2 separate regions of the Homo sapiens genome follow, and region 1 is linked to region 2. A link is a loop called in an ENCODE intact Hi-C map of the cell type or tissue named here. Cell type or tissue: OCI-LY7. All regions are shown on one strand. Links, peaks and the distances in the headings refer to the core of each region. The heading gives the core; the rest is flanking DNA.

Evidence for each region. Peaks named below come from ENCODE experiments on the same cell type or tissue, not always from the same donor. Only the 100,000 strongest peaks of a DNase experiment are listed, where the experiment ranks them.
Region 1: it touches region 2 in a loop (4-fold over the local background); 1 of 110 quality-filtered maps calls a loop at or near these places.

What each region holds. Positions count from the first base shown.
Region 1 is chr9:94,462,547-94,476,878 of GRCh38, forward strand. No RefSeq gene overlaps it. Among named protein-coding and RNA genes, the nearest start is that of PCAT7, 85 kb to the right of the region's middle. RefSeq lists a silencer at 2,307-2,507. In OCI-LY7, for the core only: no CTCF peak of the experiment used is centred there; no DNase peak of the experiment used is centred there; H3K27ac peaks cover 676 bases.
Region 2 is chr9:94,529,536-94,545,821 of GRCh38, forward strand. No RefSeq gene overlaps it. Among named protein-coding and RNA genes, the nearest start is that of PCAT7, 17 kb to the right of the region's middle. RefSeq lists an enhancer at 6,839-7,008. In OCI-LY7, for the core only: CTCF peaks have their summits at 7,269 and 7,468; DNase peaks (open chromatin) are centred at 5,482 and 7,246; H3K27ac peaks cover 1,656 bases.

The DNA.
Region 1 (14,332 bases), core at 1-4,000, 72 kb before region 2:
CTCTATGGACCAGAGAACTCTGGGAATTTCTTGCCTCTTGGGATCCAGAACCAGAGAAACAGCAGAGCATAGGGTGACTTACTTGTGGGCTCCCACAAACAGAAGGCCACTCAGACCTGCTGTTTGCCACCCCTGCCCATTCCTTCTCCAGATGGAACTGGTACTCTTCTGACTACCAGACAGGCTGCACCACCAGCAAAGGGGATGGATACAGGAGCCACACCAACAATAAGCGACCAGGGAAGGCTCCATATTCCTTGTGGGCCTAGGACTGCCTTTTCAAAGGAAAAATAGCTAAAAAGGCAGAACCTGCAAAAGAGGTGCAGCTACATTAGTGACCTGACCAAAGAAGGCTCTTTGTCCCTGCAGGTTTGAGATGGAGAGTCCCCTCATCCCAGACACAGAGGCAGAGGGGGTAGAATAGGTGAGGGGACACTGGGAAGAGGGATCCTTCCAACCCCACCTCACCAACATCTCCCCCAGCCCACCCCCACCCCACACACCAGAAGCCTGGTAAACCCTTCTGCACCCTCAGCTAGCACCAGCAGAGAGCAGTGGGAACCTCCTTTGGCACTAAATCCACTGAGGATGTCAAAGCAAAACATTAAAGGCTCCAATAATCAAACTATCATTGAAACCTCCTCCCCCACCCACAAAATAGGCTAAGGCCCACATGCCAACCCCAAACAAGGTGCTTGCTCGCTAAAATTATCAAAGATGTAAATAGCACCTAGCATTACATAACATGACAGACAAAAGGGCCAGGATACAATCATCACACCAAGAGCCAAGAAAATCATGGCTTGAATGAGGAAAGACAATCAACTGACCCCAACTGAAATGAATCAGAGGTTGGATCCATCTGAAAAGGATTTTAAAGCAGACATCTTTTTAAAATGCTTTAGTGATCATTTACAAATTTTCTGCAATCAAATGAAAACAAAATTATAAATCTCAGCAAAGAAATAAAGGTTATAAAACATGAACTGAAATGAAATTATGGAACTAAAAATACAATAATAGAAGTGAAAACTCGCCGGGCACTGTGGCTCATGCCTGTAATCCCAACACTTTGGGAGGCCCAGGCAGGCGGATCATGAGGTCAGGAGATCGAGGCCATCCTGGCCAACATGGTGAAAACCCTTCTCTACTGAAAATACAAAAAACATCATTAGCTAGGCATGGTGGCGGGCGCCTGTAGTCCCAGCTACTTGGGAGGTTGAGGCAGGAGAATTGCTTGAATCCAGGAGGTGGAGGTTGTAGTGAGCCAAGATTGCGCCACTGCACTCCAGCCTGGTGACAGAGTGAGACTTCATCTCCAAAAAAAAAAAAAAAGTGAAAACCAAACATTGCTAGACTTGCTTAATATTAGAATTGAAATAAGCAAAATCAACAGAATTCCCCTACACAGAAAAACAGAGAGAAAACAGACTAAAAATGTAAAATGAACAAAGCTTCAGAGGCCTGTGGGATAAAAAATAAAGGTCCAACTTTTGTATCATTAGAATTTCAGAAAGACATGAGTTAGATGATGGTGTTGAAATTATTTTAAAAAGTAATTGCTGAAAACTTCCAAGATTTGGCAAACTCATGAATTTATAGACCAAAAAATCTAAGTCAACCTCTCAAAAATAAACCCAAACAAGTCCACTCCAAGACACATCTAATCAAACTTTTAAAAACTAAAGACAGAAAAAAATTTTTAAAACAACCAAAAAGAAACAAAAGATAATTCTGGAACCTACAGAGAAACACCTACTTGAATAACAATGATTTTCTTATTTGGGATCATAGAGGCCAGAAGGAAGAACTGTCAACCACAAATTCTATGTTCAGTGAATCTATCTTTCACAAATAAATGAAACTTAAAAAAAATTATCAGGCAAAGAATTTGTTGTTACAAATTAAGAGTGGATAGTAGACCTACCATTAATGATTGGCTCAAGGACATTCTTCAAAAACAAGAGAAATGATAACAAAAGGAAGCATAGAGTATCCAGAAGGAAGAAGGAACACTGCATAGGGCAGAAATACGGAAATATAAAATGGATTATTTTGTTCACCATGAGTTCTGTAAATCTTAAGGACTGAAACAACAATTAGAACACCTTCTGGTACTTCAGACAATTATCTTTAATAGTTGAAAGGGAAAAGGGTCTTAAATGCAAGTGAGGTTTCCACACTTCGCTCTAAGTGGTGAATGTTGATATTAGTTGTAGTGGGATGAATAATGGCGTCACTCAGGTCCCCACATTCATCCCTCCAATCTATGAATCTTACTTTTTAGAGCAGAGATTTTGCAAGTGTAATTAAGTATCTATATGTGGGAGATTGTCCTGAATTATCTAGGTGGGCCCTAAATGCCATCACTAGTATCCATACATGAGAGAGGCAGACAGAGATTTCAGACAGAGGAGATGGCCACGTGACTCTGAATGGGAGAGTAGACTGATGTGGCCACAAGGCAAGGAATGCCAGCAGCTGCCCTAAGCCAGAAGAGGGAAGGAAAGAATTGTTTCCCAGAGCTTTTGAAGTGATTCTAGCCCTGCCCACAACTTGATGTTGGCCTAGCAAACTTGATGTGGGCGTCTGGTTTCCAGAACTGAGAGTAGAAATTTCTGTTGTTTTAAGCCACCAAGTTTGTGGCAATTTGCTATAGTAGCAGTAGAAAACAAATGTATCAGTAGGCTGTTACAAGTCATACCTTTATTGTAATGCCCAGAACGATCACTTTGAAAACTATACAAAGAAACACATTAGAATATACTATAAAAAATGGAGATAGAATTAAAAAAGAAAATAACCCCTAGGAAGGCAAGAAAAGCAGTAAAAGAGGAATGAGAACCCGAGAAAACGTAATAAAGTGCCAGACAAAGCACTAACATATCAATAATTATCTTAAATATAAACAGTCTACATATGCCACTCAAAAGTCAAAGAGAGGCAGAATATATTAAAAGCATTATTTGGGCTGGTCACAGTGGCTCACACCTGTAATCCTAGCAGTTTGGAAGGCTGAGGCAGGCGGATCATGAGGTCAGGAGTTCGAAACCAGTCTGGCCAGCACAGTGAAACCTGGTCTCTACTAAAAATACAAAAATTAGCCAGGCATGGTGCCGTGCACCTGTAGTCCCAGCTACTCAGGGGGCTGAGGCAAGAGAATGGCTTGAACCCAGGAGGCGGAGGTTGTGGTGAGCCAAGATCACGCCACTGTACTCCAGCCTGGGCAACAGAGCAAGACTCCATCTTAAAAAAAAATTACTCAATTACATAAGGCTTAAAATATATGTCAAAGTCAATAACACAGGCATAATGATAGTAAAAGGAAGAAAAGACATGCCATGTAAACATTAATAATAAAGCATGAGTGGGTATATTAATATCTGACAAAGTAGACTTTAAGGCAAATAAAAGTATTAGAGACAAAGAGGAACATCACAAAATAATAAAATGATTGATCCACCAGAAATGTGTAAAAATCCTAAATGTGTAAAAACCAAACATCAGAGCTTCACAAGAGGAAGCAAAAACAGTTAAAACTAAGGGAAAAACAGAAAAATCTACAAATGTAGTTGAAAACTTTAACACCCTTAGAAAACAGAAAAGATCATAAAAGGTATTTAATCAACCAACAGGATCTAACTGACACAGAACACTCCACCCAATACACATGTTTTTCAAACCCCTATGAAACGTTGACAAAGATAGATCTCATCCTGGGCCAGAAAATAGATCTTAACATATTCAAGTGAACTGAAATCATAGAGAATTTATTCTCTGATCACAATGGCATCAAACTAGAAATCAGTGATTAAAAGGCAGTAGAAAAATCTCGAAGCATATGGACACTAAATAACACATTTCTAAGAAATCCATGACTCAAAAAGAAAGTTTCAAGTGAAATAAAAAAATACATAGACTGGAGCAGTAAAACACAGTATATAAAAATATGTGGGATGCAGCTAAAACAGTGCCAAGAGGAAAATTTATAGTACTAAAATGACTAGATAGAAAAGAAGGAAAAAATTAGTTAAGTTCCTATCTCAAGATACTAGAAAAAGTAGTGCAAAATAGACTCAAAGCAACTAGAAGGAAGAATGTGATAGAAATCTAAATTAATACAATTGAAATAGAGAAATAATAGAAAAATAATAAAACAAAAACTGTTTCTTCTGAAAACTAATATAATTGATGAACCCTTAACAGGACTGGCAAAGAGACAGAAAGAAAGAGAGAGAGAGAAGGCAATGCTTATAAATATTAGAAATAAAATAGTGGATATTACTACAGATTCATCAGCCATTATAAAGATGAGGAAATATTATGAAGAACTTTAAGTTCATAAATTGAACAGGTTATTAAATATAAACTGATTTCTCAAAAACTATAAACTACCAAAACTCAACCAAGATGAAACAGACAATCTGAATAGTCCTGCAACTATTACAGAAATTGATGTTATAACTAAAATGTCCTACAAAAATAAAATGAAGTCTGCCACATTGACTTTTCCTTTAACGGACGATTTCTCTGTAGCATGTGATGCTGTTTGACAGCATTTTACCCACAGTAGATCTTATTCCAAAATTAGAGTCATTCCTCTCAAACACTGCCACTGCTTTATCAACTAAGTTTACGTAATATTCTAAATCCTTTGTTGTCATTTCAACAATGTTCATTCACACCCTCTTCACCAGGAGTAAATTACCACCTCCTTTGCTCACCCATAAGAAGCAACTCCTCATCTGATCAAGTATTGTCATGATGCAGCAATTCAGTCACATCTTTAGGCTCCACATCTAATTCTAGATCTCTTGCTATTTCTTCCACATCTGCAGTTATTTCTTCCACTGAAGTCTTAAACTCCCCAGTCACCCATGAGGGCTGGAATCAACTTCTTCCAAACTCTTGTTAATGTTGATATTTTTACTTTCTCCCATGAATCATAAATTTCTTAATGGCATCTACAATGGTGAATCTTTTCCAGAAGGCTTTTTTTTTTTTTTTTTTTTTTTTTTTGAGACAGAGTCTCGCTCTGTCACCCAGGCTGGAGTGCAGTGGCACAATCTCGACTCATCACCTCCCAGGTTCACGCCATTCTCCTGCCTCAGCCTCCCGAGTAGCTGGGACTACAGGCGCCTGCCACCATGCCCGGCTAATTTTTTTTGTATTTTCAGTAGAGACGGGGTTTCACCATGTTAGCCAAGATGCTCTTGATCTCCTTACCTCGTGATCCAGCTGCCTCTGTCTCCCAAAGTGCTGGGATTACAGGCATGAGACACTGTGCCCGGCCTCCAGAATGTTTTCAATGGACTTTGCCCATATTCATAGAAGGAATCACTACCTATGGCAGCCATATAGCCTTACGAAACGTACTTTTTAAATAGTAAGACTTGAAATTCAAAATTACTCCTTGATCCATGGACTGCAGAATGGATGCTGTGTTAGCAGGCATGAAAACAACATTCGTCTACTGTACATCTCCATCAGAGCTCTTCGGTGACGGTGCACTGTCAATGACCAATGATATTTTAAAAGAAATATTTTTTTCTGAGAAGTAGGTCTTGACAGGAGGCTTAAAATAGTCAGTAAGCCATGCTGTAAACAGATGTGCTGTCATCCAGGCTGTTGTTCCATTTACTGAGCACAGGCAGAGGAGAGTTAGCATAATTCTCAAGGGCCCTAGAATTTTCAGAATGGTAAGTGAACACTAGCTTCAACTTAAAGTCACCAGTTGCATTAGCCCCTAACAAAGTCAGCCAGTCATGTGAAGCTTTGAATTCTCCTTCCTGGCTATTAAAAGTTCTAGATGGCATCTTCTTCCAATAGAAGGTTGTTTCATCTGCATAAAAACTGTTGTTAGTGTAGCCACTTTCATCAATGATCTTAACTGGATCTTCTGGATAACTTGCTGCAGCTTCTCCATCAGTACTTGCTGCTTCATCTTGCATTTTTATGTTATGGAGATGACTTCTTTCCTTAAACATCCTGAATCAACCTCTGCTAGCTTCCAACTTCTCTTCTGCAGCTTCCTCACCTCTCTGTCTTCACAGAACTGAAGAGAGCTAGGGCCTTGCTCTGAATTAGGATTTGGCTTAAGGGAATGTTGTAGCTGATTTGATCCTCTATCCAGACCATTCAAACTTTCTCCATATCAGCAGTAAGCCTGTTTCACTTTCTTTTTTGTTTGTTTGTTTGTTTTTGAGATGGAGTCTAGCTCTTTCACTTAGACTGGAGTGCAGTGGTGCCATCTTGGCTCACTGAAACCTCCGACTCCTGGGTTCAAGTGATTCTCCTGCCTCAGCATCCCGAGTAGCTGGGACTACAGGCATGCACCACCATGCCTGGCTAATTCTGTAGTTTTAATAGAGATGGGGTTTCACTATGTTGACCAGGCTGGTCTCGAACTCCTAACCACAAATGATCTGCCTGCCTTGGCCTCCCAAAGTGTTGGGATTACAGGTGTGAGCCACTGAGACTGGCCTGCTTCACTTCAACATTTGCATGTTCACTGAAGTAGCACATTTAATTTTCTTCAAAAACTTTCACAACTTGGCTGTTTGGCACAAGACCCCTAGCTTTCAGCCCATCATGGCTCTCAACATGCCTTCCTCACTAAGCTTAATCATTTCTAGCTTTTTATCTTAGCTTTATTTATTATACTTTAAGTTTTAGGGTACATGTGCACAACGTGCAGGTTAGTTACATACGTATACATGTGCCATGTTGGTGTGCTGCACCCATTAACTCGTCATTTAGCATTAGGTATATCTCCTAATGCTATCCCTCCCCCCTCCCCCCACCCCACAACAGGCCCCGGTGTGTGATGTTCCCCTTCCTGTGTCCATGTGTTCTCATTGTTCGATTCCCACCTATGAGTGAGAACATACAGTGTTTGGTTTTTTGTCCTTGCGATAGTTTGCTGTGAATGATGGTTTCCAGCTTCATCCATGCCCCTACAAAGGACATGAACTCATCCTTTTTTATGGCTGCATAGTATTCAATGGTGTATATGTGCCACATTTTCTTAATCCAGTCTACCGTTGTTGGACATTTGGGTTGGTTCCAAGTCTTTGCTATTGTGAATAGTGCCCCAATAAACATATGTGTGCATGTGTCTTTAAAGCACCATGATTTATAATCCTTTGGGTATATACCCAGTAATGGGATGTCTGGGTCAAATGGTATTTCTAGTTCTAGATCCCTGAGGAATCACCACACTGACTTCCACAATGGTTGAACTAGTTTACAGTCCCACCAACAGTGTAAAAGTGTTCCTATTTCTCCACATCCTCTCCAGCACCTGTTGTTTCCTGACTTTTTAATGATCGCCATTCTAACTGGTGTGAGATGGTATCTCATTGTGGTTTTGATTTGCATTTCTCTGATGGCCAGTGATGATGAGCATTTTTTCATGTGTCTTTTGGCTGCATAAATGTCTTCTTTTGAGAAGTGTCTGTTCATATCCTTTGCCCATTTTTTGATGGGGTTTTTTTCTTGTAAATTTGTTTGAGTTCATTGTAGATTCTGGATATTAGCCCTTTGTCAGATGAGTAGATTGCAAAAATTTTCTCCCATTCTGTAGGTTGTCTGTTCACTCTGATGGTAGTTTCTTTTGCTGTGCAGAAGCCCTTTAGTTTAATTAGATCCCATTTGTCAATTTTGGCTTTTGTTGCCATTGCTTTTGGTGTTTTAGACATGAAGTCCTTGCCCATGCCTATGTCCTGAATGGTATTGCCTATGTTTTCTTCTAGGGTTTTATGTTTAACATTTTATGGTTTTAGGTCTTTTTATGGTTTTAGGTTTTAACCTTTTTATGGTTTTAGGTCTAACATTTAAGTCTTTAATCCATCTTGAATTAATTTTTGTATAAGATGTAAGGAAGGGATCCAGTTTCAGCTTTCTACATATGGCTAGCCAGTTTTCCCAGCACCATTTATTAAATAGGGGATCCTTTCCCCATTTCTTGTTTTTGTCAGTTTGTCAAAGATCAGATGGTTGTAGATATGTGGCATTATTTCTGAGGGCTCTGTTGTGTTCCATTGGTCTATATCTCTGTTTTGGTACCAGTACCATGCTCTTTTGGTTACTATAGCCTTGTAGTACAGTTTGAAGTCAGGTAGCATGATGCCTCCAGCTTTGTTCTTTTGGCTTAGGATTGACTTAGCAATGAGGTCTCTTTTTTGGTTCCATATGAACTTTAAAGTAGTTTTTTCCAATTCTGTGAAGAAAGTCATTGGTAGCTTGATGGGGATGGCATTGAATCTTACCTTGGGCAGTATGGCCATTTTCACGATATTGATTCTTCCTACCCATGAGTATGGAATGTTTTTCCATTTGTTTGTATCCTCTTTTATTTCATGGAGCAGTGGTTTGTAGTTCTCCTTGAAGAGGTCCGATCATTTCTAGCTTTTGATTTAAAGTGAGAGACATGCAACTCTTCCCTTTACTCAAACCCTTAGAAGCCATTGCAGGGTAATTAATTGGCCTGATATCAATATTGTCATATCTGAAAGAATGGAGAGGCCCAAAGGAAGGGAGAGAGATGAGGGAAGAGTCAGTGGGTGGAGCAGTCAGAACGCACTCAACACTTATCGATTAAGTTCACCATCTTATATATAGGTCGGCTTGATAGCATCCCAAAACAAGTACAGTAGTAACATCAAAGGTCACTGATCACAGATCATCATAACAGATACAATGTTAATGAAAAACTTTGAAATATTGCAAGGATTACCAAAATGTAACACCAAGACAAGAAGTGAGCACATGCTGTTGGAAAAATGGTGCCAACAGAATTATTCAATGCAAACCTGGGCAACACAGTGAGACCCTGTTCTCTACTAAAAAAAAAAAATTTGGTGGTAAATGCTACCAGCTACTTAGGAGGCTGAGGTGGGAGGATTGCTTCCACCTGGGAGGTCAGTAAGTGTTGAGTGTGTTCTGACTGCTTCACTCACTGACTATTCCCCCATGTCCCTCCCTCTCTTTGGGCCTATTCTTTCAGATACAACGATGTTGAAATTAGGCCAATTAATTACCTTACAATGGCTTCTAAGTGTTTGAGTAAAAGGAAGAGATGTATGTCTCTCACTTTAAATCAAAAAGCTGCAGTGTGGGAGGTCAAGGCTGCAGTGAGCTGTGATGGCACCACTGCCCTCCAGCTTAGGAGACAAAATGAAACCATGTCTCAAAAAAAAAAAAAAAAAGAATTACTGTATCGGGGGAACCAGCCCCCAGTATTTCAATGTACATTCTTTTCTATTTTCCCTAAGTGTCGGCCGGTCTGAGAAATAAAGGGAAAGAGTACAAAAGAGAGAAATTTTAAAGCTTGGTGTCCAGGGGAGACATCACATGTTGGCAGGTTCCGTGATGCCCCGAGCTGCAAAACCAGCAAGTTTTTATTATGGATTTCAAAAGGGGAGGGGTGTACGAATAGGGTGTGGCTCACAGAGATCACATGCTTCAAGGGCAATAACATCACAAGGCAAATGGGGGCAGAGTGAGATCACAGGACCAGGGTGAAATTAGAATTGCTGATGAAGTTTCATGTCCCACTGGGCATGCATTATCATTGATAACACCTTATCAGGAAACAGGGTTTGAGAGCAGACAACCGGTCTAATTAAAATTTACTAGGCAGGAATTTCCTAATCCTAATAGGCCTGGGGGTGCTACAGGAGACCGGGGCTTATTTCATCCCTTATCTTCAACCATATAACACAGACATTCCCAGAGCGGCCATTTTAGAGACCTCCCCCTAGGAATGCATTCTCTTTCTCAGGGCTGTTCCTTGCTGAGAAAAAGAATTCAGCGATATTTCTCCTATTCACTTTTGTAAGAAGAGAAATATGACCCTGTTCTGTCTGGCCCCTCAGGCAGTCAGGCCCAATGGTTTACTCCCTTGTTCCCTGAAAATTGCAGCCATCCTGTTCCTTTTGGATGCCCAGATTTCATATTGTTCAAACACACATGCCCTACAAACAATTTGTGCAGATAATACAATCATCACAGGATCCTGAGGCAACATACATCCTTAGCTTACGAAGATGATAGGATTAAGAGATTAAAGTAAAGACAGGCATAGGAAATTATAAGAGTATTGATTGGGGAAGTGATAAATGTCCATGAAATCTTCACAATTTATGTTCAGAGACTGCAGTAAAGACAGACATAAGAAATTATACAAGTACTAATTTGGGGAACTAATAAATGTCCATGAAATCTTCACAATTTATGTTCTGCCATGGCTTCAGCCGGTCCCTCCGTTCGGAGTCACTGACTTCCTGCAACACTGCTGGATGCAGGGTTGCCATGAACCCTCAATTTGTAAAATATGCAATATTCACAAAGTGCAGTAAAGCAAAGCACCATGTGTCTACACATGGCCAATCTTATTTCATCGGTCCCTCCCACCCAAACTGTTCCTCATTCCTGCCTTGGATTGTTTTATAAAAATTCCCAGACATCATATCATTTCATGCATAAACACTTTGGTATGTATCTCTAATAGATAAGGATTATTTTTATTTCTAAACATAACCACAATACCATATCACATTTTTAAATGTTAGCAATAATTCCTTACTATTGTCACATAGCCAGTTCAGTTTCCCTGTCTCATAACATTTTTTTACAGTTCAGTGGTTCAATTCAGTATCCAAACATAATTCATATATCCAAGGCATATGTTTTCAATCTCTTTTTCCCTCACAACTCAATTCTCATTTCTAGTTTATTCAGCATGGATAACATCACCGTCACATGCAAAATGTTAAAATAGATACATCTAAGGAAGGGTGAAAAGGAGAAGTTAAGATTTTAAAAAATAAAACAAAAATACTTAATTTTCTTGTTCACACCTGTTGCCCAAGTGAAAATGAGAGAGGCTCTTTATTCTCCTGACTTTTCCTGGTTGTTTTTCACTTATGGTCATCTGAACCTTCCTGGTTATGTTGGAAAGTGATGGGGTGAGGAATAAGGGACTCTTGCTTTGCCAAGAACAGCATTCTGCCTGCAGGCTGGAAGGGCAGCAGCATGTGCAAAGAGTAGTTTCAGTTCCACAAGGGGCAAGGTGGAAAATTTCTTCTCTTTGAAAATGCTTGTTCTCAGCTATCAATTACTTTTTTTTTTTTTTTTTTTTGTATGAGACAGAGTCTTGCTCTGTCACCCAGGCTGGAGTGCAGTGGTGCAATCTCAGCTCACTGCAACCCCTGCCTCCCAGGTTAAAGCTATTCTCCTGCCTGAGCCTCCTGAGTAGCAGGGACTACAGGCGCCTGCCACCACACCAGATAATTTTTTGTATTTTTAGTAGAGATGGGGTTTCACCATGTTGGTCAGGTTGGTCTCGATCTCCTGACCTTGTGATCCGCCTGCCTCAGCTTCCCAAAGTGCTAGGATTACAGGTGTAAGCCACTGTGCCCAGCCTCAAAGCTTTTAAAATCTATTTGTTTTTGCTATATTAATTATTATTATTATTATTATTGAGATAGAGTTTCGCTCTTGTTGCCCAAGCTGGAGTGCAATGGTGTGATCTTGGCTCACTGCAACCTCTGCCTCCTGGGTTCAAGCGGTTATCGTGCCTCAGCCTCCCAAGTAGCTGGGATTACAGGTGTGTGCCACCACACCCAGCTAATTTTTTGTATTTGTAGTAGAAATGGGGTTTTACCATGTTAGCCAGGCTGGTCTCAAGCTCCTGACCTGAGATGATCCACCCGCCTCGGCCTTCCAAAGTACGGGGATTACAGGTGTGAGCCACTGTGCCCTGCCAGTTATGTTGTTTTAAAAGATCTACACATGAGGTTCTTATTCCTTTTTGTTTTGTTTTTGTTTTGAGATGAGCTCTCACTCTGTCACCCAGGTTGGAGTGAAGTGGCACGATCTTGGCTCACTGAAAGTGGCTCAGTGAAAGTGGCATGATCTCGGCCCCCCTCAGCCTCCCAAGTAGCTGGGACCACAGACATGTGCCACTGCCCGACTAATTTTTGTATTTTTTGGTGGAGATGGTGTTTTGCCATGCCGCCCAGGCTGGTCTCAAACTCCTGAACTCAAGCTATGCATCTGCCTTGGCCTCCCAATGTACTGTGATTACAGGCATGAGCCACCATGCCTGGCAGAGGTTCTTATTTGTTTCAATTATTTGAATGTCAAAGGGTAAGATTACTGAATAAAAAAGTAGTCATTTTAATAGCTCCTGTTACAAGTGATTGAATACTAAATACATAACATGAAAGCAATATATTTATTTCTCACCAGCATTGCCAGGATTTTAAAATCATTTTTTGTTCAGTTAGTAGACATTTATTTACAGCCTTAAGATTATATTTTAAAATGATCAATAAATTACATAATTCAATAATTTTGCTGTTTTGTTTTCAATGGTGTGAACCAACACATTGACATAACAAGTTCCCTTGACATAATCTTAGAAATATGTCCTCACATACTATGTCCTCACATACTATAATATTAAACTTTTAACTATCTCAAGTATTTCTCCATTCTAGTGCTTTCCTTTTCATCCTGTTATATTGTGTTGTTTTTAATTACAAGTTTTAAATTTTTTATACAGCCATACTAATCTGGCTTGCTTTTTATTCTGTTTCTTCATTAATTCAAAATGTATTCTGCAGACATAGTGGCTGAATAAATTAAAAAAAAACAAGATCCAACCATATGCTGCCTATAAGAGACTCCCTTAAACTGTAAGAACACACAGACTCAAAGAAAAGTGGTGGAAAAAGGTATTCTATGCAAACGAAAACAAAAAAGGGCAAGAGTAGCTATACTAATACAAAATACATAGATAGACTTTAAGCCGAAAACTGTAAAAAGAGAAAAAAGACCATTATATAAAAGGTCATATAAAATGATCAATACAGCAGGAAGATGTAACAATTATAAATATATATGCATCCAACATTGGAGCACCTAAATATATAAAGCAATTATTAATAGACCTAACCTAATGGAATGTGCAGAATACACATTATTCTGCACATGGCTCATTCTCAAGCATATACCATATGTTAGGTCACAAAACAAGTCTTAAAAAATTAAAAAATTGAAATAATATCAAGCATCTTCTCTGACTAGAAAGGAATAAAACTAGATACCTATGGCTGGGCGTGGTGGCTCATGCCTGTAATCTCAGCACTTTGGGAGGCCAAGGCAGGCGGATCACGAGGTCAGGAGATTGAGACCATCCTGGCTAACACGGTGCAATGAAGTCCATACGAATTTAGAAGTCAAAATTGTGTCAATTATCTTTTCTAACCACAGTGGAATAAAACTAGAAATCAGTAACAGGAGGAATTTGGAAACTGTACAAATACGTGAAAATTAAACAACATGTTCCTGAATAACAAATGGGTCAATGAAGAAATTTAAAAAGAAATTTAAAACTTTATTGAGAAAATGTAAAAATAAATTTAAAACTAAAAATGTTTCCATATGAAAATGGCAACACAACATTCCAAAACCCATGAGATACAGCAAAAGTTGTTAAAAAGCAGGGGGACAAAGTTAAAGTGTAGAGTCTTCATTCATCTTCTATTTGCTTGTTAGTTTATGCAAGCAGTGTTAAGTCGCTCTCAGCTTAAAATCAAGTTATAAAATAGTATCTGCAAGCCTCATGATAACCTCAAATAAAAAAACATACAAAGGATACACAAAAAGTAAGAAGCAAAAAAAAAAAATCGTATCAGAGAAAATCAATTTCACTAAAAAGAACACAGGAACAAAAGCAAAAAGGAAGAGAAGACCACAAAACAACTGAAAAACAAATAACAAGATAGCAAGAGTAAGCCTTTACTTATGAGTAATAACAATGACTGTAAATGGACTGAACTCTCCAATCAAAAGACATACCTGGCAGAATGGATAAAAAAATAAGACCCATTTATCTGTTGCCTACATGAAACACACTTCACCTTTAAAGACATGCATAGGCTGAAAATAAGAGGATCAAAAAGATATTCCCTGCCAATGGAAACCAAAAAAAGAACAGAAATAGTTGTACTTATATCAGACAAAATAGACTTTAAAACAACAACTATAAGAAGAGACAAAAGAAAGCCACTATACAATTATAAAGGGGTCAATTTAGCAAGAGGACATAACAATTGTAAATATTTATGCACTCAATACCGAAGCACCCAGATATATAAAGGAAATATTATTACAGTTAGAGAGCTAGAACTCAATACAATTATAGCTGGAGACTTCAATACCCCACTTTCAGCATTGAACAGATCTTCCACACAGAAAATTAAGAAAGAAACACTGAACTTAGTATGTGTTATAGACCAAATGGACCTAATAGATATTTACA
Region 2 (16,286 bases), core at 5,297-9,296:
TCATTTTCTTCTGCTTCAAAAATTTTTAAAACATCTACTGTATAGATCTGCTGATGACAAATTTAATTTAGCTTGTCTGAAAATGTGTTTATTTTTTCATTGAATTCTAGATTTGCAGATTTAACTCCATATTTGCCACCTTGAAGACATCATTCTATTGCCCTTATGGCATTCACAGTTTCAGAAAAACTATATATAGTCATTTTTTTTTTTTTTTTTTTTTTTTTTTTTTTTTTTTTTTGAGACGGAGTCTCGCTCTGTCGCCCAGGCTGGAGTGCAGTGGTGGGATCTCGGCTCACTGCAAGCTCCGCCTCCCAGGTTCACGCCATTCTCCTGCCTCAGCCTCCCAAGTAGCTGGGACTACAGGCGCCCGCCACTACGCCCGGCTAATTTTTTGTATTTTTAGTAGAGACGGGGTTTCACCGTTTTAGCCGGGATGGTCTTGATCTCCTGACCTCGTGATCCGCCCGCCTCGGCCTCCCAAAGTGCTGGGATTACAGGCGTGAGCCACCGCGCCCGGCCAATATATATAGTCATTCTTAACTTCTCTGTAAAGGTAGCAAGTATTCCTTGCCTTCCTTTTTATTTCTTTTAATTTTCTTATCTGGTTTTCAGTTACTTAACCATGATATGACATGGTGTGATTATCTTTGAAGGAATAACTTTACAATTTTTAAATTAAAATTATATATCTGTATATTCAAAGTACTAAATATTAAGCTGCTTGATATTACAGCAAACTATTCTAGAGCTCTTTTTATTTTTTAACCTTTATACTTTTCTCTGTGATTTGTTTTGTTTAGTTCAACATTGCTATGTCTTCAAGTTCACTGATCATTTTTACAGGTTTCCAGTATGACTATAATAATTTATATATTATTTAAAAATATTAGCTATTGCTACTCACAATTGCAAACACATGGTATCAACTCTAGTGCCCCTCAATGATAGACTGGATAAAGAAAATGTGGTACATATACACCATGGAATACTATGCAGCCATAAAAAGGAAAGAGATCATGTCCTTTGCAGGGACATGGATGGAGCTGGAAGCCATTATCCTCAACAAACTAATGCAGGAACGGAAAACCAAACACCATGTTTTTTTTTTTTTTTTTTTTTTTTTTTGAGACGGAGTCTCGCTCTGTCGCCCAGGTCGGACTGCGGACTGCAGTGGCGCAATCTCGGCTCACTGCAAGCTCCGCTTCCCGGGTTCACGCCATTCTCCTGCCTCAGCCTCCCGAGTAGCTGGGACTACAGGCGCCCGCCACCGCGCCCGGCTAATTTTTTGTATTTTTAGTAGAGACGGGGTTTCACCTTGTTAGCCAGGATGGTCTCGATCTCCTGACCTCATGATCCACCCGCCTCGGCCTCCCAAAGTGCTGGGATTACAGGCGTGAGCCACCGCGCCCGGCCAAACACCATGTTTTTGCTTATGAGTGGGAGCTAAATAATGAGAACACATGGACACAGGGAGCAGAACAACACACACTGGGGCCTGTTGGGTGATGGAGTAGGTCTGGGAAGAGCATTAGGAAAAATAGCTAATGCATGCTGGGCTTAATACCTAGGTGATGGGTTGATAGGGGCAGCAAACCATCATGGCACACGTTCAACTATGTAACAAACCTGCACATCTTGCACATGTACCCGGACTTAAACTTAATAAAAAAAGAAAAGAAAATGAAAGGTGGGTGGGGGCATGAAATAAAGAATTCGAGCAGTCTTTACAAACTGTAAAATGCAAGGAAATGGATTCCTACTTAAAGCCTCAAGAAAAGAAGGAATACTTAGTCATTTCTTCCTGCAATTTTAAGCTAATACATAGCACCATTTTCCTATTACAGAAAATATTTTCTTTATACAGTTATCCTTCAGTTTACATGGGGAATTGATTCCAAGTTTAAGCACTACAAACCACTGCTAGAGGAAATAAAAGGGGACACAAACAAATGGAAAACATTCCATGCTCATGGATAGGAAGAATCAACATCGTGAAAATGGCCATACTGCTCAAAGTAATTTATAGATTAAATGCTATTCCTATAAAGCTACCATTGACTTTCTTCACAGAATTAGAAAAAAAACTACTTTAAATTTCATATGGAACCAAAAAAGAGCCTCTATAGCCAAGACAATCCTAAGCAAAAAGAACAAAGCTGAAGGCATCATGCTGTGTGACTTCACACTACACTACAAAGCTACAGTAACCAAAACAGCACAGTACTGGTAGCAAAACAGATACATAGACCAATGGAACAGAACAGAGGCCTCAGAAATAACACCACACATGTACAACCATCTGATCTTTGACAAACCTGACAAAAACAAGCAATAGGGAAAGGAGTCCCTATTTAATAAATAGTGTTGGAAAGACTGGCTAGCCGTATGTAGAAAACTGAAACTGGACCCCATCCTTACACCTTCTGTACAGCAAAAGAAACTATTATCAGAGTGAACAGGCAACCTACTGAAAGGGAGAAAATTTTTGCAATCTATCCATCTGACAAAGGGCTAATATCCAGAATCTACAAGGAACTTAAACAAATTTACAAGGAAAAAAACATCAAAAAGTACGCAAAGGATATGAACAGACACTTCTCACAAGAAGGCATTTATGTGGCCAAAAACATGAAAAAAAGCTCATCATCGCTGGTCATTAGAGAAATGCACATCAAAACCACAATGAGATACCATCTCATGCCAGTTAGAATGGCGATCATTGAAAAGTCAGGAAACAACAGATGCTGGAGATGATGTGGAGAAACAGGAACGCTTTTACACTGTTGGTGGGAGTATAAATTAGTTCAACCATTGTGGAAGACAGTGTGGTGATTCCTCAAGGATTTAGAACCAGAAATATCATCTGACCCAGCATCCCATTACCGGATATATATCCAAAGGATTATAAATCATTCTACTATAAAGACACATGCACATGTATGTTTATTGCAGCACTGTTCACAATAGCAAAGACCTAGAACCAACCCAAATGCCCATCAATGATAGACTGGATAAAGAAAATGTGGTACATATACACCATGGAATACTATGCAGCCATAAAAAAAGGCTGAGTTCATGTCCTTTGCAGGGACATGGATGAAGCCAGAAACCATCATTCTTAGCAAACTAACACAGGAACAGAAAACCAAACACCGTATGTTCTCACTCATAAGTGGCAGTTAAACAATGATAACACATGGACACAGAAAGGGGAACATCACACACTGGGGCCTGTTGTGGGGTGGTGGGCTAAGGGAGGGATAGCATTAGGAGAAATACGTAATGTAGATGACGGGTTGATGGGTGCAGCAAACCACCATGGCACATATATACCTATGTAACAAACCTGCATGTTCTGCACATGTATCCCAGAACCTAAAGTATTTTTTTTAAAAAAAAGCCTTTCCTCATTTAATTGATTTAGTGCCTCCACTTACTTTAAAAACAATCACACATGTTCCCTGATAGATGACAGCTGTCAGAGTTAATTATTGATTAAATATAATTAGACTATATTGTGGATGTCAGTCTCATCTCACATCGTCTGTAGTAGGAAAAAAATGTGAATGTGTGTTCTTTAGTTTAAAACATCACGTGGTAGACAATGATTACAAAAGGGGAGATGTGGCTCAGTCAAGGAAAGCATGAAACAAGAAGAGGGAAGACTGAAGGAGCAGTTTTCTAGACAGAGAAGAAAGGCCACACCAGGTATAAAGATGAACCACTACGGCACAGGCATTGAATGCCATAAAACCAAAGCTACCTCTTCATTTGGAACTACATCCTAGCAAAGAGAAGAATGTGATTTCTTTATTGCAGTTCAAAGTTGAGTCCTAGTTAATCATTACACAAGCAGTGAAGCAGCAGTCAGCCAATGCTGTCTGCAGTAACTCAGGTGGGTTATGCACAGGCAATGCAATCACAATTAACATAAGCCCATGTAGAATGTACATTATTATTCATTTTTTAAGACAGAGTCTAGACCTGTGGCCCAGGCTGGAGTGCAGTGGCACAATCTTGGCTCACTGCAACCTCTGCTTCCTGGGTTCAAGTGATTCTCCTGCTTCAGCCGCCCGAGTAGCCGAGATTATAGGCACGCACCACCACTCCCAGCTAATTTTTGTATTTTTAGTAGAGACAGCGTTTCACCATGTTACCCAGGCTGGTCTCAAACTCCTGACCCCAAGTGATCCGCCAGCCTCGACCTCACTAAGTGCTGGGATTACATGTGTGGGCCACTGGGCCCGGCCATCAACATGTGTTTTCCCTCGTCTTTCTTCCTTACTGCCCTCCTCCAACCTTTTACATGGTTCTCTAATATAATGTCTATATTGTTGAATAAAGGACTGACTTTCAAGTAGGGCTTTCAGAGAATGTCTCAGTTCTCTGCTAAAACTTATTATACACATTATTATTTCTTCTTTCCTGGTTCTCCTCCTCCTCTTAGCTAACCACGAAGTCTGACCCTTCTAGTATTGGAGTGTGGGGAGGACAGAGAGATGGAGACAAGAAGGCAGGAAAGTTCTTACTAGAGTGGTGTCAGTGGTGAACTGGAGCCAGCTCCTAGCAGCTTGTAAGAACTGACTGTTAAACTTTCAGGAATTTGTAATTCAGTTACTACATAGAACCATTAATGCACATAGAATTGTAATTAAATAAATTGTATTTAAAATAAATGCAATAAATACTAAAAACTCTTCACTTCCTAATTATTTTGTTACATTTTACGCTGGGGTCAGTGGAGGAGGAGAGACAGGAAAGAAACAAATAATAATGTAAGGAAATAATTTTAGAACATTTACACCACAAAAATCTTCAAATGCCACAAATCAGGGCTATCCCCCGACAAAGATTCTTTGCTTAGTCAAACTTTAGTCAGGCTTCTGAGCCTTCCCCTAGGTCCATCTTAGAGAGACATCGTAAAATCCAGTTTTAGCAAAGAGCCCTGCTAAGTCAGTTTAGCAAGAACTTTTCAGACTTAATTTCCTCGCTCTCCTCCTCCACTGACCCCTGAGTAAAATGTAGCAAAATAATCAGGAAGTGATGAGTTTTTAGTGTTTATTGCATTTACTTTAAATACAATTTATTTAATTGTAATTTTATGTGCATTAATGGCTCTATGTAGTAACTGAATTGCAAATTCCCGATCACCCCTGATATCTGATGAGGTTTCTCCAGGTGAGGACTGATCACACTGGCCTGTCTTTAGCAAGAATATCGTTAGGCTGGCTTAGCCAAAATCTTACCCTTGATGTTTTACCTCTTAGTAATTTTCAATCCACTGACCACACCCTGCTCCTTGGCTATAAATGCCCACTTGCCTATGCTGTGTTCCGGGGTTGAAACCAATCTCTGTCCCCCACTACGAGACCTTATTGCAGTGGTCCTGAACAATGTCTTCCTTACTGTGCTTTAACACGTGTCACTAAATAAGTTTTTGTTTAACAACTTCCCCCTGGTTGTTTAACATTTACCAGCACACATCTGTCTGAGTAGTATTGTTCTAAGGCAGTTTTGCATCCTCTGAGTCTGGCATTGGTTTAAAGCTGACTCTATCATAAGGAATTTTGTAATGCCTTTAGAGACCTGACCTACCACTGATGGGTAATCCTTCACATTCAGTTCCCTTCATCTGGGAGAAAGGAATTTTTTTTTTTTTTTTTTTTTTTTTGAGATGCAGTTTTGCTCTTGTTGCCCAGGCTGGAGTGCAGTGGGCGTGATCTCAGCTCACTGCAACCTCCGCCTCCTGGGTCCTGCCTCAGCCTCCCCGGTAGCTGGGATTACAAGCATAGGCCACCATGCCCGGCTAATTTTGCCTTTTCAGTGGAGAAGGGGTTTCTCCATGTTGTTCAGGCTGGTTTTGACCTCCCGACCTCAGGTGATCCGCCTGCCTCAGCCTCCCAAAGTGCTGGGATTACAGGTTGAGCCACCGTGCCTGGCCAGAGTTTTGCTCTTTTTGCCCAGGCTGGAGTGCAATGGCATGATCCCGGCTCACTGTAACCTCTGCCTCCTGGATTCAAGCAATTCTCCTGCCTTAGCCTCCCAAGTAGCTGGGATTTACAGGCATGCACCACCACGTCCGGCTAATTTTTTGTATCTTTTTTAAACAGAGACAGGGTTTCACTATGTTGGTCAGGCTGGTCTCGAACTCCTGACCTCAGGTAATCCACCCACTTTGGCCTCCCAAAGTGCTGGGATTACAGGCGTGAGCCACCTTGCCCAGCCTCAAAGATTCTTTATTTCATCCTTGGAATACAGAACGCAAAGTCCATCTCCATTTTCTCTACTGAGGGCTGTTCACCTTTCAATCTGTCCTATCAACAGGATTTAACCAGGCTGGTTCTCACTTGAGTATATCTCCTATGCAGCTTGTAAGGAATACTTGTTGGCTGAATAAATCCTGGCAGTGCACACTGATCATTCTCTTTGCTCTACCATCACACCATTTATGATCAGAGCCAATCATAGTTTCTTATCCATTAGGTTTCTCAGGTGTGAATCAGATACCAGTCTTCTGTGTCCCTAAATGCAGAAGACATGTCAAGCCTTCAAGAGATTCTACTGAAACCCCTTTCACTAGACTTGACTGGGGGAGAGAGACAAGTCACAGCTTACCAGCAGCCCACCTGAAGATTTCTCTAAATAAATCATCACAAAAATCCCCTGCACATCTCTCCTCTTTCAAACATTTAATGTCCTCAGTATAGATGATGGCTGTTGGTCATCTTGTGTTTAAATTCCTGTAGGGTGGTTGATCTCACAGTTAATTACAGTATATGATACCTATTGTTTCTTGGTGCCTTATTCAGAACTTTCAATTTAACATAATAGAATATCTTTATAAATTCAGACAAGGAGAGACTTTTTTTGGGGCGAGGGTGTGGGGACAGAGTCTCACTCTGTCACCCAGGCTGTAGAGAAGTGGCACAATCTCAGCTCACTGCAACCTCTGCCTCCCAGGCTCAAGCAATTCTCCTGCCTCAGCCTCCCAAGTAGCTGGGACTACAGAAGCATGCCACCACACCTGGCTAATTTTTTGTATTTTTTTTTTTGTAGAGAAGGGGTTTCACCATGTTAGGGTGGTCTCGATCTCCTGACCTCATGATCCACCTGCCTTGGCCTCCCAAAGTGCTGGGATTACAGGCATGAGCCACCGTGCCCAGCCAAGGAGAGACTTCTTAAACAAGATACAAAATCATCATACACACACCAGTCAAGATTGAATAATTGCACACAAATCATGTGGTAATATGACGCCCTCCTGGGGCAGGCCTACGCCACGACAGACAATTCATTTTTTTACATTAATATTTATTAACAACAAAAAAATTAATAAATTGCACAACGTGAAAATTAAGAACTTCTGTTTATCCAAAGACACCATTCTCTTTCCCAATTAGAAGAAGATACTTAAAACACATATAACTAGGAAAAGACTAAAACCCAGAATATATAAAGAATACCTAGCCAGGTGCCGTAGCTCATGCCTGTAATCCCAGCACTTTGAAGGCCAAGGCAGGTGGACTGCTTGAGCCCAGGAGTTCCAGACCAGCCTAGGCAACACTGTAAGATCCCATCTCTACACAAATTATAACAAATTAACCGGGCATAGTGATGCATAACTGTAGTCCCAGCTACTTGGGAGGCTGAGGTGGGAGGATCGCATAAGCCAGGAAGGTTGAGGCTGCAGTGAGCCACGATTGTGCCACTACACTCCAGCTTGAGAGTGAGACTCTGCCTTAAAAAAAAAAAAAATACCTGTACATCAACATCAATAAGAAAAAGATGAACCACCCAGTAAAAATTGGGGAAGCGCCTTAAATAGGCATTTCAAATAAGAAAAAACATATATATGACTGATACCATATTAAAAGGTGAAATCGGCCAGGTGCAGTGGCTCACACCTGTAATCCCAGCATTTTAGGAGGCCAAGGCAGATGGATTGCCTGAGGTTAAGAGTTCAAGACCCACCTGGTCAACATGGCAAAACCTCATCTCTACAAAAAAGACAAAAATTAGCCAGGCATGGTGATGCATGCCAGTAATCCCACCTACTTGGGAGACTGAGGCACAAGAATCGGTTGAACTTGGCAGGCGGAGGATGCCGTAAGCCGAGATTGTGGTACTGCAATCCAGCCCGGGTGACACAGTGAGACTCCATCTCATAAATAAATAAATAAATAAATAAATAAAAGATGAAATGATAGAAATGCAAATTAACACCATAATAAGATGCAATTTCATAATTAGCAGATCGACAACAATTTAAAAGTCCAAGACCAGCAAGTGCTGGTTGGGTCACAGAGCAGCAGGAACTCTCCCACACCACTCGCAGGAATAGTGACACCAGCACTGTGGAAGCAGTTAGGCAGCATCTCCTAAATTGAACATGCATCCTACAACCTAGTAATTCCACTCCTAGAAAAACCCCTACAGGACACCCAGGAGACATGCACAGCATTTTTTATAACAGCCAAAAGTAGAAACAACCCAATTGTCCTTACACGGAGGGAGTAGATCTAAATATTCATCAAGAGGAGAATGGACAGATACATTGCAGTACTTTATGTGACAGGGTATCTTATGACTGAGAAAATGAGTGAAGATATATCAACATGGATGAATCTTAGAAATCATTCTTACAAAGTTAAAAACAAAAAAACTAAATAATATGTTATTTAGGACGCTTTTATTTGTGGTAAAACTTGAAATAAAAGGAATAAATTATAAACAAAATTTTAGAGTAGCAATTACTTCTTGGGAGAGGCAGATAAATGGAGTGGGGAAGAAGTCTCAGGGGACTCAAAAACATTGGTAATGGCCTCTGCCTTGAATTGTATTGTGCATCACAGGGTGGTTTTCTTGTTATTATTCTTCATTGCTTCCACAGGATGAAGATATACATATAGTAGATGTTATTATGTATGTTAATTATAAAGTAAACCATATATTATATATACTATACAACACTAACATAATGTTAACTTATATAGTATGTATTAATTATATACAGTATATTAATATTAATTATGTAGTATACTATATAGTCACCCTGAGTGATGGAGTTCTGTATTATAATTTTCTACATTTCCCATGGGCTGGGCATGGTGGCTCACACTTGTAATCCCAGCAGTTTGGGAGGCCGAAGTGGCCACATCACTGGAGGTCTGGAGTTCGGGACCAGCCTGGCCAACATGGCGAAAACCTATCTCTACTAAAAATACAAAAAATTAGCTGGGCATGGTGCCACATGCCTGTAATCGCAGCTACTCAGGAGGCTGAAGAAGCAGAATCACTTGAACCTGGGAGACGAAGACTGCAGTGAGCCAAGATCGAGCCACTGCACTCCAGCCTGCATGACAGAGCACAACTCTCTCTCAAAATAATAATAATAATTTTCTACATTTCCATAATTGCTTAAACATCAATGCAATACATTCATAATCAAAAGACGGTGATTTTTAAATAATGTCTAGAATGCTTGCACAGTTTTTTGAAAACTGATCTGAACCTTCAGTCTAGTGTCATGCTACGGGAGGGATAATCTCTAAAGATTTGACATTGCTATCTAGTTGACAAGTAGGTGTCAAAATGCTAATGCACAATTTCAACTATGCCAACATTGCCTTTATGTATTTATTTAATTTTTTTAGACAGAGGCTTGCTCTGTTACCAAGGCTGGAGTGTAGTGGCACGATCTCAGCTCACTGCAACCTCTGCCTCCCGGGTTCAAGTGATTCTCCCTGCCTCAGCCTCTGGAATAGCTAGGATTACAGGTGCGTGCCACCATGCCCGCCTAATTTTTGTATTTTTAGTAGAGACAGGGTTTCACGATGTTGGCCTGGCTGGTCCTGAGCTCCTGACCTCAGGTGATCGGCCTGCCTCAGCCTCCCAAAGTGCTGGGATTACAGGCATGAGCCACACTGTGCCCAGCCACCAACACTGCCTTTAAATATTCAGTATTCCTTAGTCAGTATTACTACCCTTCTTATCTTTTTGAAGATATACTTCCCATCTTTATGTTGAGGCTTTTATCCTATTTCCAACATCACTAAGCTTCCCTTGAACTGTAAAATTCAGTAACTCAGAAGCCTTGGATGAAAACTAAGATTCTTTTCTTCCCCCAGCCCTTTAGCAATATCTAGTGGCTATTTAGAGACAGCACAAGACAAACATTTTCCTACGTGAGGATCAATGGTATCGATGGCAAATTTGACTTAGCAAAAAAAAAAAAAAAAAAAAGAAAGCCTTAGGTCTTCAAACAAATAAAATCTCTCCTGTGATTAAGTAATTTTACATGCATGGGTGTATATGTCAACACTTAAGATAAAGTGTCAGGCCTCTGAGCCCAAGCCAAGCCATCGCATCCCCTGTGACTTACACATATACACCCAGATGGCCTGAAGTAACTGAAGATCCACAAAAGAAGTAAAAATAGCCTTAACTGATGACATTCCACCATTGTGATTTGTTCCTGCCCCACCCTAACTGATCAATGTACTTTGTAATCTCCCCCACCCTTAAGAAGGTTCTTTGTAATCTCCCCACCCTTGAGAATGTACTTTGTGAGATCCACCCTTGCCCGCAAAACATTGCTCTTAACTTCACCGCCTATCCCAAAACCTGTTAAGAACTAATGATAATCCACCACTCTTTGCTGACTCTTTTCGGACTCAGCCCACCTGCACCCAGGTGAAGTAAACAGCCATGTTGCTCACACAAAGTCTCTTTGGTGGTCTCTTCACACGGACGCGCATGAAATTTGGTGCCATGACTCGGATTGGGGGACCTCCCTTGGGAGATCAATCCCCCGTCCTCCTACTCTTTGCTCCACGAGAAAGATCCACCTACGACCTCAGGTCCTCAGACCCACCAGCCCAAGAAACATCTCACCAATTTCAAATCCGGTAAGCGGCCTCTTTTTACTCTCTTCTCCAACCTCCCTCACTATCCCTCAACCTCTTTCTCCTTTCAATCTTGGTGCCACACTTCAATCTCTCCCTTCTCTTAATTTCAATTCCTTTCATTTTCTGGTAGAGACAAAGGAGACACGTTTTATCCATGGACCCAAAACTCCGGCGCCGGTCACGGACTGGGAAGGCAGCCTCCCCTTGGTATTTGATTCACCCACATTTCAAAGGCGTCAGACCATGCAGGGACACCTGCCTTGGTCCTTCACCCTTAGCGGCAAGTCCCCCAACCCCTTCTCTCCTTGTCTCTACCCCTTCTCTGCTTTTCTGGGGGAGAGGCAAGTACCCCTCAACCCCTTCTCCTTCACCCTTAGCGGCAAGTCCCGCTTTTCTAGGGGGCAAGAACCCCCAATCCCTTATTTCTGCACCCCGACCTCTTATCTCTGTGCCCCAATCCCTTATTTCCGCACCCCGACCTCTTATCTCTGTGCCCCAATCCCTTATTTCTGCACCCCAAGCTCTCATCTCTGTGTCTCAATCCCTTATTTCCATGCCCCAACCCTTTCTCTGCTTTTCTGGAGGGCAAGAAGCCCCCACCCCTTCTCCATGTCTCTACTCTTTTCTCTTGGCTTGCCTCCTTCACTATGGGCAACCTTCCACCTCCCATTCCTCCTCCTTCTCCCTTAGCCTGTATTCTTAAGAACTTAAAACCTCTTCAACTCTCACCTGACCTAAAATCTAAGCATCTTATTTTCTTCTGCAATGCCGCTTGACCCCAATACAAACTTGACAGTAGTTCCAAATAGCCGGAAAATGGCACTTTCAATTTTTCCATCCTACAAGATCTAAATAATTCTTGTCGTAAAATGGGCAAATGGTCTGAGGTGCCTGACATCCAGGCATTCTTTTACACATCAGTCCCTTCCTAGTCTCTGTGCCCAGTGCAACTCATCCCAAATCTTCCTTCTTTCCCTCCCGCCTGTCCCCTCAGTCCCAACCCCAAGCGTCGCTGAGTCTTTCTAATCTTCCTTTTCTACAGACCCATCTGACCCCTCCCCTCCTCGCCAGGCCAAGCTAGGTCCCAATTCTTCCTCAGCCTCCGCTCCTCCACCCTATAATCTTTTTATCGCCTCCCCTCCTCACACCTGGTCCGGCTTACACTTTCGTTCCGTGACTAGCCCTCCCCCACCTGCCCAGCAATTTACTCTTAAAAAGGTGGCTGGGGCTAAAGGCATAGTCAAGGTTAATGCTCCTTTTTCTTTATCCCAAATCAGATAGCGTTTAGGCTCTTTTTCAGCAAATATAAAAACCCAGCCCAGTTCATGGCTCATTCGGCAGCAACCCTGAGACGCTTTACAGCCCTAGACCCTAAAAGGTCAAAAGGCCATCTTATTCTCAATATACATTTTATTACCCAATCTGCTCCCGACATTAAATAAAACTCCAAAAATTGGAACCTGGCCCTCAAACCCCACAACGGGACTTGATTAATCTCACCTTCAAGGTGTACAATAACAAAAAAAAGTTGCACTTCCTTGCCTCCACTGTGAGACAAACCCCAGCCACATCTCCAGCACACAAGAACTTCGAAACGCCTGAACTGCAGCGGCCAGGCGTTCCTCCAGAACCTCCTCCCCAAGGAGCTTGCTACAAGTGCCAGAAATCTGACCACCAGGCCAAGGAATGCCTGCAGCCCAGGATTCCTCCTAAGCCGTGTCCCATCTGTGCAGGACCCCACTGGAAATCGGACTGTTAAACTCACCTGGCAGCCACTCCCAGAGCCCCTGGAACTCTGGCCCAAGGCTCTCTGACTGACTCCTTCTTGGCTTAGCGGCTAAAGACTGACGCTGCCCAATCACCTCGGAAGTCCCGTAGACCATCACGGACGCTGAGATTTAGATAACTCTCACGGAGAGTAAGCCCGTCCCCTTCTTAATCAATACGGAGGCTACCCACTCCACCTTACCTTCTTTTCAAGGGTCTGTTTCCCTTGCCTCCATAACTGTTGTGGGTATTGACAGCCAGGCTTCTAAACCTCTTAAAACTCCCCAACTCTGGTGCCAACTTAGACAATACTCTTTTATGCACTCTTTTTTAGTTATCCCCACCTGCCCAGTTCCCTTATTAGGCCGAGATATTTTAACCAAATTATCTGCTTCCCTGACTATTCCTGGGCTACAGCTGCATCTCATTGCGGCCCTTCTTCCCAATCCAAAGTCTCCTTTGCGTCCTCCTCTTGTATCCCCCACCTTAACCCACAAGTATAAGATACCTCTATTCCCTCCTTGGCGACCGATCATGCACCCCTTACCATCTCATTAAAACCTAATCGCCCGTACCCCGCTCAATGCCAATATCCCATCCCACAGCATGCTTTGAAAGGATTAAAGCCTGTTATCACTCGCCTGCTACAGCATGGCCTTTTAAAGCCTATAAACTCTTACAGTTCCCCCATTTTACCTGTCCTAAAACCCGACGAGCCTTACTAGTTAGTTCAGGATCTGCGCCTTATCAACCAAATTGTTTTGCCTATCCACCCCATGGTGGCAAACCCATATACTCTCCTATCCTCAATACCTCTCTCCACAATCCATTATTCTGTTCTGGATCTCAAACATGTTTTCTTTACTATTCCTTTGCACCCGTCATCCCAGCCTCTCTTCACCTTCACTTGGACTGACCCTGACACCCATCAGGCTCAGCAAATTACCTGGGCTGTACTGCCGCAAGGCTTCACAGACAGACCCCATTACTTCAGTCAAGCCCAAATTTCATCCTCATCTGTTACCTATCTTGGCATAATTCTCGTAAAAACACATGTGCTCTCCCTGCTGATCGTGTCCGATTAATCTCCCAAACCTCAATCCCTTACAAAACAACTCCTTTCCTTCCTAGGCATGGTTAGCATGGTCAGAATTCTTACATAAGAGCCAGGACCGCACCCTGTAGCTTTTCTGTCCGAACAACTTGACCTTACTGTTTTAGCCTAGCCCTCATGTCTGCGTGCGGCGGCTGCCACTGCTTTAATACTTTTAGAGGCCCTAAAAATCGCAAACTATGCTCAACTCACTCTCTACATTTCTCATAACTTCCAAAATCTATTTTCTTCCTCATACCTGACGCATATACTTTCTGCTCCCCGGCTCCTTCAGCTGTACTCACTCTTTGTTAAGTCCCACAATTACCATTGTTCCTGGCCCAGACTTCAATCTGGCCTCCCACATTATTCCTGATACCACACCTGACCCCCGTGACTGTATCTCTCTGATCCACCTGATATTCACCCCATTTCCCCATATTTCCTTCTTTCCTGTTCCTCACCTTGATCACACTTGATTTATTGATGGCAGTTCCACCAGGCCTAATTGCCACACACCAGCAAAGGCAGGCTATGCTATAGTATAAGCCACTAGCCTGCCTCTCAGAACCTCTCATTTCCTTTCCATCGTGGAAATCTATCCTCAAGGAAATAACTTCTCAGTGTTCCATCTGCTATTCTACTACTCCTCAGGGATTATTCAGGCCCCCTTCCTTCCCTACACATCAAGCTCGAGGATTTGCCCCACCCAGGACTGGCAAATTAGCTTTACTCAACATGCCCTGAGTCAGGAAACTAAAATACCTCTTAGTCTAAATAGACACTTTCACTGAATAAGTAAAGGCCTTTCCTACAGGGTCTGAGAAGGCCACTGCAGTCATTTCTTCTCTTCTGTCAGACGTAATTCCTCAGTTTAGCTTTCCCACCTCTATACAGTCTGATAACAGACCAGCCTTTATTAGTCAAATCAGGCAAGCAGTTTTTCAGGCTCTTAGTATTCAGTGAAACCTTTATATCCCTCACGGTCCTCCGTCTTCAAGAAAAGTAGAATGGACTAAAGGTCTTTTAAAAACACACCTCACCAAGCTCAGCCACCAACTTAAAAAGGACTGGACAATACTTTTACCACTTTTGCTTCTCTCAGAATTCAGGCCTGTCCTCGGACTGCTACAAGGTACAGCCCATTTGAGCTCCTTTTTATTAGGCCCCAGTCTCATTCCAGACACCGGGCCAACTTAGACTGTGCCCCAAAAAAACTTGTCATCCCTACTATTTTCTGTCTAGTCATACTCCTATTCTCCGTTCTCAACTACTCATACATGCCCTGCTCTTGTTTACACTGCCGGTTTACACTGTTTCTCCAAGCCATCACAGCTGATATCTCCTCGTGCTATCCCCAAACTGCCATTCTTAACTCTTGAAGTAAATAAATAATCTTTGCTGGCAGGGCTATGCTGAATCTCCTTAGGCACTCTCTAATCAGATGTCCTGAGTCGTCCCAATTCTTAGACCTTTTATACCTGTTTTTCTCCTTCTCTTATTCCATTTAGTTTTTCAATTCATACAAAACCGTATCCAGGCCATCACCAATAATTCTACACAACAAATGTTTCTTCTAACAACCCCACAATATCACCCCTTAACATAAAATCTTCCTTCAGCTTAATCTCTCCCACTGTAGGTTCCCACGCCGCCCCTAATCCCGCTTGAAGCAGCCCTGAGAAACAGCGCCCATTCTCTCTCCATACCACCCCCCAAAAATTTTCGCCGCCCCAAGACTTCAACACTATTTTATTTTTCTTATTAATATAAGAAGGCAGGAACGTCAGGCCTCTGAGCCCAAGCCAAGCCATCGCATCCCGTGACTTGTACGTATACATCCAGATGGCCTGAAGTAACTGAAGATCCACAAAAGTAAAAATAGCCTTAACTGATGACATTCCACCATTGTGATTTGTTCCTGCCCCACCCTAACTAATCAATGTACTTTGTAATCTCCCCCACCCTTAAGAAGGTTCTTTGTAATTCTCCCCATGAGAATGTACTTTGTGAGATCGGCCCCTGCCCGCAAAACATTGCTCTTAACTTCACCGCCTATCCCAAAACCTATAAGAACTAATGATAATCCACCACTCTTTGCTGACTCTCTTTTCGGACTCAGCCCACCTGCACCCAGGTGAAATAAACAGCCATGTTGCTCACACAAAGCCTGTTTGGTGGTCTCTTCACACAGACGCGCATGAAATAAAGTCATACAGCTGGCATTTCCTCATTTAGCCTGCTGTAAACATAGGCAACAGTTGTTACTACATTACATAATGGGCATTATGATAAAGAACCTCAACAAAGATCTGAAGCAAGAGTGCCAGCACGGTGTGAAAACATCTAAAAGCAAAATGGAAGAACTTGTATAGAATGGCATCTTTCAGGAACAGAAGTCTCTAGGCATAGAAGCAGAGATTAACAGACGAGACAGAGCAAGAGGGGTGGGCTAGGGAGGGAGCACAAGAAGAAAAGAATACAGAAAAATCATTGGGATGAAGAGATTTATAGAA